2 separate regions of the Homo sapiens genome follow, and region 2 is linked to region 1. Evidence: chromatin loops called from intact Hi-C (ENCODE). Cell type or tissue: dorsolateral prefrontal cortex. All regions are shown on one strand. Region 1 overlaps APBA2 (amyloid beta precursor protein binding family A member 2). Region 2 overlaps APBA2 (amyloid beta precursor protein binding family A member 2).

Region 1 (5,000 bases):
CCCAAATGGCTGGGGAGGGAGCCCGAGACAGGAAGCCGCTTAGGCTAAGAGAAACTTGACGGAACCCCAATAGGGCAGCTCATGTGAGCGTCCCCTCCAAAGCAGGGGACACCAGCCCTGGAGCCAGAAAGGCACATGAGTGGAAGAATGGGTGAAGGAACCCATCTCCCTAAGCATTTTCTTAGCAAAGCTAAGGCAACACTCACAACATCACAGACTCCCAGACCTGGAAGCTGTCCCGGGAAGGCACAATCACACTCCTTCCTCTAGCTGGCCCCAGAGCTATGGCTGCATTTCCCAGAGTGAAATGGGCAACGCTGCACTTGCTAAGGGGCTGGCACTCGGCACACAGGTTTGGGAAACTCTGGTGCACTGTGCCTGGGTTGTAGAGCAAGTGGAATCTGGTGAACAATAATAACCCGAAGGCAGTGACATACTTGTTGACAGGAGGCTCTGGCCACACTGAGCAGAGGCCCTGGGATGGGTTGGAAGGGGTCTGTGCTGAGCACCATGGTCAGCAGGATGGGGGAGGCATCAGGGTGCATCAAAGACAGAGCGTCGCCCCAGTGCCAGCTCGACCTGGCTCCTCCTGGTACCAGCCTAATGGCTGCAGCCCATACTGAAAGGCAGGTATCCCCCAGACTGATCAGCGCCATCTCATGAGGGAAAGCTTGTAATGGGGGTTCACACTCACATGGCCTTCGTGGGCTGGCTGGGCTGCCAGTGAACTCACCTGCAAGGGGCGGCCTCACAGTGGGGCCGGGCAGCTGGCAGAGCTCAACACCTGGCACAAGGTGAGCTCCGGCACAAGGTGAGCTCCGGCACAAGGACGCCTCCTGCGGCCCGGCCCTGTAGCTCAGCCAAGCTGCCGCAAGAGCAAGAGGGATGCAGTGAGATGGCGGTGTCCCCACAGCTGTGGCTGGAATCCCAGAACACCCAGGATGGGACTGGGGACATGGGGGATGGATGCGCCCCCAGACCAGGAGAGACGTTTTTACTGTGGGGCTTAGGGAGTTGTCTGTTGCTTCCTGATGGGACACACAGAGATGGTGCTGAGACAGGCAGAGGAGGGCCCTTGGGGTGGATACCAAAGTGCTCTTTACAAGTAAAATGTTTAAATTCTGAATAACTGAGTCCCTAGGCTGGCTGCAATGTAAAGGACTCCAATGCCATAACTCTTATTTATAAACACGAGCATGTATTATTTTTCTCCTGGGCAAGAAGCTGAGCCTTTAGAATAGAAAGCTCAAACCTCAAGACTCTCATTTGTGCAAATGTTTTGAGAACAAACTGGATTAAAAGTTAAGTCTTCAAGAGTCTAACTTCCAGAAACAATTGTTTTGTTTGGGAAGGTGGCCTGTAAACACGGCATTAAAATTACTTAGTAATAATGTACAAATTGCTATCATGAAAATGGTCACAGAGCTCTGTTCTTGGAAACTTACCTTGAAGTCTAGTACTGACGGGCCACATGTGATGAGTAACATTCTGCCCCCATGTCCTCACTTTTTATTCCAGATTTGAATTGGGAGACTCTTCATGGGTGATTAGTTCACCCACTGGGGACCAATTCTTTCAAGGAGACCACAGGGCTCACAAAGCCAAAGGCAGAGTTGGGAGTGCAGATATAGAGTATCTCAGCCTGTTTCCAGACTCACAGATGTTATCTAAAACCAAACTGGCTTTTAGAGCTCAGAAATTTGCCCTCAGGACAAATGTTCAATATATCTGACTTTATCGCTTTTTACACATTTGCTTTTATGTAAAGTTATCTGAGGCTCACTTAAATAAACCCAGGAGCTCCTTGCAGTGGGGCTGAGCTGACTTGTTCTTTTTTTTTTTTTTTTTTAAGACGGAGTTTCCGTTGCCCAGGCTGGAGTGCAGCTCACTGCAACCTCTCCCACCCCGGGTTCAAGCAATTCTCCCGCCTCAGCCTCCCGAGTAGCTGGGATTACAGGCATATGCCACCACAACAGGTTAATTTTTGTATTTTTAGTAAAGACGCAGTTTCGCCACGTTGGCCAGGCTGGTCTTGAACTCCTGACCTCAGGTGATCCACCCGCCTCAGCCTCCCAAAGTGCCCACCGCGCCCAGCGGAGCTAACTTCTTCTGTGTAGGGTTGACACTAAACGTGCCCTCTTCCCCCTGGCCTGTAATCTTCAGTAAGTCCGTCCTTGTGCAGCCCACAGCATCAGGTAGACAGGAACACAGTTCCCCGCGCCCTTCTCAGCAGGGCTCTGACACGGCTCTCCAGTGATTCTCGATACTAAACTGACCTTGTTTTCTGCAATTCCTTCCTGGCTTTGAGAAATCAGGGAACAGTGTGACACTGAGGTATTAAGAACTGGAACTTGGTGCCAAGACAGCCCACGTCCCAGGATGGACCCTGATGCCCACTGCAGGCCAGGATGAAGGGGAAGAGAAGGTCTGCAGGCAGCTTAGCCACGTCTACGTCTGACCCCAGGGAGTGCGGAGACAAGCAGAGGGTGTACACAGCCCGCCAAGGCCGCCTCTGCTGGCTTGCCTCCTCGTCATTGTTCTCTCCTAAGCAAATGAGGCTTCTATTTTTGCTGTGAGGAGCCTGATGCCTTCCAATTCCCAGGCACCCCCTGGAGCGGGGATGGGATTTCGTTTTCCGTTCAGGCAGCTCAGGGATGGAAGCAGGGCCACCCAGGAGACCGGGAGCCAGAGTGAAGCAGCATCTGCCAATCTTCTCAGACACATCTGAGCTCCAGCTCTGGCCATGGTGACGCCTGTGCATACAGCCCCGTGTGGCCACACAGGGCCCAGCACACTAGGTTGCATTAGTCTATCTTGTGCTTACTATGACAGGCACTAACTGATTCACAGATACGAACCTGCGCATCCTCCCAGGCCCACCGTGGGGAGCCATCATCCCATTTTGCAGATGAGGACACTGAGGCATACACAGACTAAGCCTAAGGCCACACAGGAAGTGTTGAAGCTGGGATTTAACCCTGGCAATGTGGCCCCAGAATCCACACTCTTAGCTTCTACATTATGTTAGAAGGAAGAAAAGAAAAAAGATATTTATGGTACATAAACTCAACAACGGATCAGATTGATCAATAAGAAAACAGAAAAAAAGGTGCAAAAGATATGGCCAGTCATTCACAGAATACCAAATATATGAAAAAATATATATGTGAAAATAGATACATGGAAAGATGTTAGCCTCACTGGCACGCAGGGAAATGCAAATTAATACCTCATGTAGACAGCACTTTCACGCATTAGACAAAAATGTAAAATGTCTGACAACACCAAGTGCTGTCAAGAAAAAGGAGAAGAGGAAACTCATACGCTGTCAGTGGGACCACTCATGAGGACACCCACACACTTTGGAATAAAATTTAGCTGTTTCTAGTACGTTTGAAGATTACTGTACTCTCTCCCATAGCAATTCCAATCCTTGCTAAATATACTGACAAATCCAGCTCACGTTCACAGAGAGACACATACCTGAGTACTCAAGACAACCTTGTTTGTAGCAGCAAGTCACAGGAACCCAACTAAGCATCCATCAATGGAGAACGACAAATAGTCTTATGTTTGTACAATGCAATACCACACAGCAGTGAAAATGCATGAAATACAGCCACCTGTTTTCACATGGATGAATCTCACAAACATAATGTTAAGCAAAAAAGGCACACTGGATGGGCGCGGTGGCTCAGGCCTGCAATCCTAGCATTTTGGGAGGCCAAGGTAGGCGGATCACTTGAGGCCAGGAGTTCGAGACCAGCCTGGCCAACATGGCGAAACCTCGTCTCTACCAAAAATACAAAAATTAGCTGTGTGCAGTGGCGGGCGCCTGTAATCCCAGCTACTCGGGAAGCTGAGGTAGGAGAATCGCTTGAACCCAGGAGGTGGAGCTTGCCGTGAGCCGAGATCACGCCACTGCACTCCAGCCTGGGCAACAGAGCAAGACTCCATCTCAAAAAAAAAAAAAGGCACACTACAGAAAAAAATACAAGGTGATATCATTTACATAACGCTTACAGACAAAATGCAGAACTAACAGGGATAGAAATACTTATACATGTACTAGGCCATAAACAAGGATCAAACTTCAACAGTAGTTACCTCTGTGTGAAAGACAAGATGCAACTGGGGAGGGGCTCTAGCTGCAATGGTGTTATGATGCTTTAAAATACATCCACAGGCTGGGCATGGTGGCTCATGCCTGTAATCCCAGCACTTTGGGAGGCTGAGGCGGGCAGACCACTTGAGGTCAGGAATTCGAGACCAGCCTGGCCAACATAGTGAAACCCTGCCTTATTAAAAATACCCAAATTAGCCAGGTGTGGTGGTGTGTGCCTGTAAATTCCAGCTACTTGGGAGGCTGAGGCAGAAGAATCACTTGAACCTGGCAGGCGGAGGTTGCGGTGAGCTGAGATCACATCACTGCACTCCAGCCTGGGTGACAGAGTGGTGAGACTCCATCTCAAAAAAAAAAAAAAAAGAATATATATATATATATATATATATCTCTCTCCACATATTCTTTGACACTCCCTTCAAAGAGTGGAACCTAATTCCTTTCTCTTTGAGTGTGGCCTGAATTTAGTGACTTGCTTCTAGTGAACAGACATAAGCAGAAATGACAGTGTATGACTAATGAGACCAGGTCATAAAAGGCACAGCGGCTTCCTCTCTACTCTCTCTATACTCTCTCTTGAATCACTGAGGCTGGGGGAATCCGCCTGCCATGTTGTGAGGACACTCAAGCAGCTCTGTGGAAAGGTCTATATGGCAAAGAACTGAGCCCTCTTGCCAGCCAACAGCCAGGTGAAGTCGATCTTGGACGTGGATCCTCCTGCCCCAGTCAAGCCTTCAGGTGCCCCAGCTCACATCTTTCCCCTCCACTAGAACCACCCAGCTCAGCTGCTTCCATATTCCTGGCCCACAGACTATGTGTGAGATAATAAATGTTTACTGTTTTATACCACTAAGTGTTGGCATAATATGTTACACAG
Region 2 (5,000 bases), 80 kb before region 1:
GAACACCAAGCAAAAGCTTCCAAAGGATGCAACAAGAGAATCTCGCCTCAGATGCCGCTCACATTCTCCTAAAGTAAACCTTATTTGGGACATCCCCCAGAGAGCTCTGTTGAGGACACTTTGCTATTTCAAGGTGCACATAGCACACGTCGGTATTTTACCCACTTGTCTGAAAGTTCCCCAACACAGTGCCCTTCTGCATGGACTTGGGTTCCTGGAGGCCTTCCCTGCCTTACTAGTTGCTGGACAGGTGCTGGTCATCTCCAAAAAAACCCCAAAGAAATCAACCAGCCCACCAGCAAATGAAATCAGGTTAACAACATCCCTCCTGCAAGCTGGGCGGGATTTAATTTGTCAGGCAGAGGGAGCGCCACAGATGTAGGGCGACAGACTCTCATCAGGCGGCCAGATAAGTCAGGGGTTGGGGGACACAACAGGGGCTGCATCCACCACGGGTTAGGGCTGGGCCAGCCACTGTACCTTCATGCAACTTCAAGCCAGGGCTCAAGGCTTGGCTGGGGACACAGACTGATGGCTGCACCCCCATGCCCTACCCATGGGACTCCCCAGTACGGAGGCCATAGTATGGGGTGTCCACGGGCAACACAAGGTTGTCTCTAGGGGTGACCTTTCCTCCATAACAGCGTTTCCTCTATCTCCCTCCCAAGCGGGTGTCCACTTGTCACCATGACAACCACATCTCACAATAAACAGCCAGGGTTACTTTCCAAAGAGGCAGGAGGGTGGGCTTGTGATGCTTCTCCTTGGGAGAGCCCATCTGGTGCTCTAATTTCCATCTCAGGGGTGGCGGGGTTGGGGGGCTGGCAGCATCTGAAATTCACACAGTGGGAGGCCCACATGGATTTGGGGCTCCAGGCATCCTAGATAAAGATACTATTTAAATCCTGTTATGCCCTCCCCAAAGTACAGCAGCCAGCCACCCCTCAAAACAAGATGCCAGCCAGGGTCGCCTCAACTCCCTACAGCCAACAGAGGACACGGGGTCCCATCTGTCGCTGAGTAACTGTAGTGGGGCCTGAAACCCACATCAGCCATCACTCGGAGAAGGCGGCAGGCACAGCATGAGAATCAGCGTGTGTCCCCGGAGCTCTGAGGACAGAAAATTAATGTGTGGTGTGGCACAGACTCTTCACAGCACACGGGACTCAGGGGCAACTGTTCAGCACAGAGATAAATGCTTGTAATAAAAATACACTAATGCCAATAAATCTTTCTAATAAACACCTTGGCTCCAGGTGGTGAAACTAAAGCTTGGATTTTAAAAAGTGTCAATTCTCATTTTGCCTGCTTGATGAAACTGAAAGTACAGCAATATAATCACATTGCTTTGGATGAAACAACACCAAACTAGTGCACACTCACTCCGCTCAGGCCATCGTCAACATAGTCAGGATGCTTCCAAGCACTCTCTGGAATGACAGCCATGTCAGGAGCTGAGGTTAGGGATAGAGGGCATCAGTGGAAAGCCAGGCTAGCCACAGCCATCCCCAGTGGCCTGTGAAAATTCTCCCAAACGTAACCCTGTGACAGAGAAGTCCTGGGCGGACGAATGACTCCGTTAGATGACAATCTTCTCTGGGAATCCCTTCACGGCTCCTGTTTTCAAAAGAGGCGATCATCCCTACTCATCTGATATTTCAACAGGGACTTCTTCCTCCACCCAGCTCAGAAGGGGCGGCCGAGACCCGCTACAGCACCAGAACTCCAAGCAGGAGCAGTGAGAGCATGACCCCCTGGTCAGATGGAAGGTCTCACTCAGCAGCACAGAGGAAGGTCTCACTCAGCAGCGTGGACGTCTTCTTTCAGACGCCCTTGGATCCGTCCCCTGACATCTGCGTGGCTCAGAAAACATTACGGTATTGTTCTTTTCCTTCCACTCCTCTTTACAATTCAGGTCACTCCTGTGATGTTTATCTTGAGGAGAATGGAAGCTTGGATAGAGTATTTGTTCTTATAATAGTTACTCCCCTGGGGGAGATCATATCTTTTCAAAGCGGATCTGTGGCTTAAAAGTATCACGACAAGACACACTGGGAAAAACAGCCAGTCAGTCTGTACTTACAAATCTCTAGGCAGGCCTGTGAATGGGAGGAGGAAGGGGAGTCCCTCCTGCATCCCGGTATCCAGACATCTCATGGAACATATTTATACTAAAAAATTATTCGCTATCTACCTGAAATACAACTTATTTTTTCAATTGCTTATTATGGTAAAATACACATACAATAAAATATACTATCTTAACCATTTTTGAGTGTACAGTTCAGTGTTATTAAATTCATAATGTTGTACAACCCTCACCACTATAAGTTTTTTCATCTTGAAAAACCAAAATCCTATACCCGTCTAAATTCGAATGTAACTGGGTACCCTATACTGTTATTTGCTGAGTCCATCAGCTCTAGGGGGCAGACAGGCTGATAGCACACTCTGGCCTGGCTTTATTCTCCGTGCTTGGTCTGCTGAAATCTCTCCTCCATCACCGACCACTGGGGCCACCTGCACACGTCCTCCACTTCATTGTTCACTGTCTCTTCACAGAGCCCTGTAAAGGGCAGGCAGTGGATGGCTGTGTCCAGTGCAGCATTTCAGAACAGAATCATATTTATCTAAACTTGTCACTGCATTTTGAGGCTTTGTCAAGTACCATCCAAAGGTGGGCCCACATGGCCAGGCCTGAACAGGTGCCTGTTGTATGTCCCATATGGCACAGGGTAGCTCTTGCTAAGGACAGGACGATGCATGCAACAAAGACCCTGACCTAGGACAGCTCACCTTCCAATGTGGAGACAGAACCCAGTGATCCTGCCAGCCTCAGACCCTCCACAGGATGAGCCAGGGTATAAACAGACACACACATGAACAAAAGCAGGCCCTGGGAGATCAGGCCAGAGGAGCTGAAGCGGTGAGGCCAGAGACCAAACCATCAAGGTGACAGGGCTGCTTAATTTTTTTCCTTTGAAAGTAATCAGAACCCTCATGCATTGCTGGTGAAAATGTAAAATGTTCTGTCACTGTGGAAAACATCTGTGGTTCCTAAAAACGGTAAACACTGAATAACCACATGACCCAGGAATTCCACTCCTAGTGATACACCCAAAAGAGCTGAAAGCAAGTGTCTACACAAAAGCTTGTACACATATGGTCACAGTGGCACTATTCACATTAATCATGCGGTAGAAACAACTCAAATGTCCATCAGTGGATGAGTGGATTAATAAAATGTAAAATAGCCATTCAGTGGAATATCATTCAGCCACAAAAATGAACAAAGTACTGACACACACTACAACAGGGATGAACCCTGAAAACATGATGATGAAATAAGCCAGACACTAAAGGGCACATATTGTCTGATCCTATCTTTATGGAATATCCGGAATAGACAAATCCAAAGTGAGAGAAAACAGATTTTTCACTGTGGGGGCTGGGGGCGGAGGGAAGAATGGGGAGTGACTGCTTAATAAATACAGGGTCTCCTCTGGGGGCAGCGAAAATGTTCTGGAACTAAAGAGCAGAGGTGGTTGCACAACATTGTGATAAATGCCACTGAATTGTACACTTTAAAATGGTAAACTTTATGTTACGTGTGTATTACTACAGTTTAAAAATAATAGGAGAAGCAAGAGTAAAGAGAGCCCTCTAAGGGTCTCAAACATACTGCCCTGTGAGAGCCCCTTCACCTAAGCTCTACGGAGGTCATCCGCCAGCTTGTACTGAGCTAACCCTCCAGTGACTGACACCCAGGCAAAGTGGGAGATGGTCCAGGGGAGGGGGTGGGTCATCCAGGCAGCAGAGGCAGCTGTCCATCAACCACTGACAGCCCCTTCTCCTGGTCACCTGCACCTGCCTCACATACCAGGTGCCATTCTGTGTCCATTTGTGGGGAAGGTGGGAGCTCCGCCCATCCTTCCCCCACAAGAGGGCTGTGATCCACCTGGCACTCTGCTGCAGTAGACCCTGCGCTGACCAAGCTAAGCAGACAGTGCCCCTTTCTGCAGGGCTGAGACCGGCCCAGGGAGAGTCACCCACCAGTGCTGCGGAACTAGGGAGAATTCCATTTGGTTTTGTTCAACTCTCAAATGAGAAAATCTTCATCAACCCTTTCTAATACCATTGCTTAGGGGCCAGCATGGCTGCTTCTGCCACTGGTTCTACACATTTGCTGCAAACATCCGCAATTTTTCCATCCTGCTAACTTAAAAGCAAGAAGCCCTGTGTGCACAGTTTAACGACAGCAACCTACTGGGGCTAAAATTCAATCGCGTGACTTTATCAGAGGCTCAAGCTTGCAGTTCTCCCAGAAGGCTTGACCTGTGACCTCCCCTGTGGCCTCCACACTTGGCCTCGAGCCCTGCACACATTCTGAGAAAACTAGCTTGACATCTGAAAAATGAATGTAACGATGGTGCCCAAGCCAAAAGGAAATTGAATGACCAGTAGTAAGTCGATGTTAGACTTTGGTTTCCAGAGAGCATTTTCTACAGTATTTAACTTCCACTAATTTATGTAGGCCACATCTCTGTTCTCCTAATACGAGGAGTCCACAGTTCCAGTCAATAAGATTAGTCTTAATAAGAAAAAAACTTAGTCTCAATGGAACTGCCTAAGGCTACAGACATTAAAACAAAGCCCTACAACTCATAATTTGAAAAACAAGTTTCACCAGATGATCTATAAAGAAGGTACCAATGATCCAGTTAACTTTACTAAATCTACCTGTCTGCTTTTAGGAATATACACAGTAGAATATCTGGGATATTTAAACTTGTGGAAAAGGCGAGAGGATGGCAGAAATAGCTGTTATTTGATGGTGGATTTAACGATATATGTTTATTTTAATGACACTCACAAGGCATGACCACAATCACTTTACCATAAGCCACAGCCTGTGGGATCTGTTCCTTCCACTCCTGCCAAGGCGGGATCATGACCCATACAAGACCTAGGAGAGAAGGGGAGGCTCCCCTACTCCCACT

The links. A loop is a pair of places that touch in the nucleus more often than their neighbours do. Peaks named below come from ENCODE experiments on the same cell type or tissue, not always from the same donor. Only the 100,000 strongest peaks of a DNase experiment are listed, where the experiment ranks them.
Region 2: a loop joins it to region 1, with 3 times the contacts of the local background. A loop is called at or near these places in 7 of 110 quality-filtered maps.

The regions. Positions count from the first base shown.
Region 1 is chr15:28,987,242-28,992,241 of GRCh38, reverse strand. All of the region lies in intron 2 of APBA2 (amyloid beta precursor protein binding family A member 2), which reads right to left. Among named protein-coding and RNA genes, the nearest start is that of APBA2, 100 kb to the right of the region's middle. RefSeq lists enhancers at 327-826, 827-1,328. In dorsolateral prefrontal cortex, CTCF peaks have their summits at 2,573 and 2,772; DNase peaks (open chromatin) are centred at 261 and 2,651; H3K4me3 peaks cover 765 bases; H3K27ac peaks cover 5,000 bases.
Region 2 is chr15:29,067,483-29,072,482 of GRCh38, reverse strand. The region is part of intron 4 of APBA2 (amyloid beta precursor protein binding family A member 2); the gene reads right to left. Among named protein-coding and RNA genes, the nearest start is that of APBA2, 180 kb to the right of the region's middle. In dorsolateral prefrontal cortex, CTCF peaks have their summits at 2,259 and 2,471 (motif pointing right); DNase peaks (open chromatin) are centred at 572, 722, 1,052 and 1,782; H3K4me3 peaks cover 2,413 bases; H3K27ac peaks cover 5,000 bases.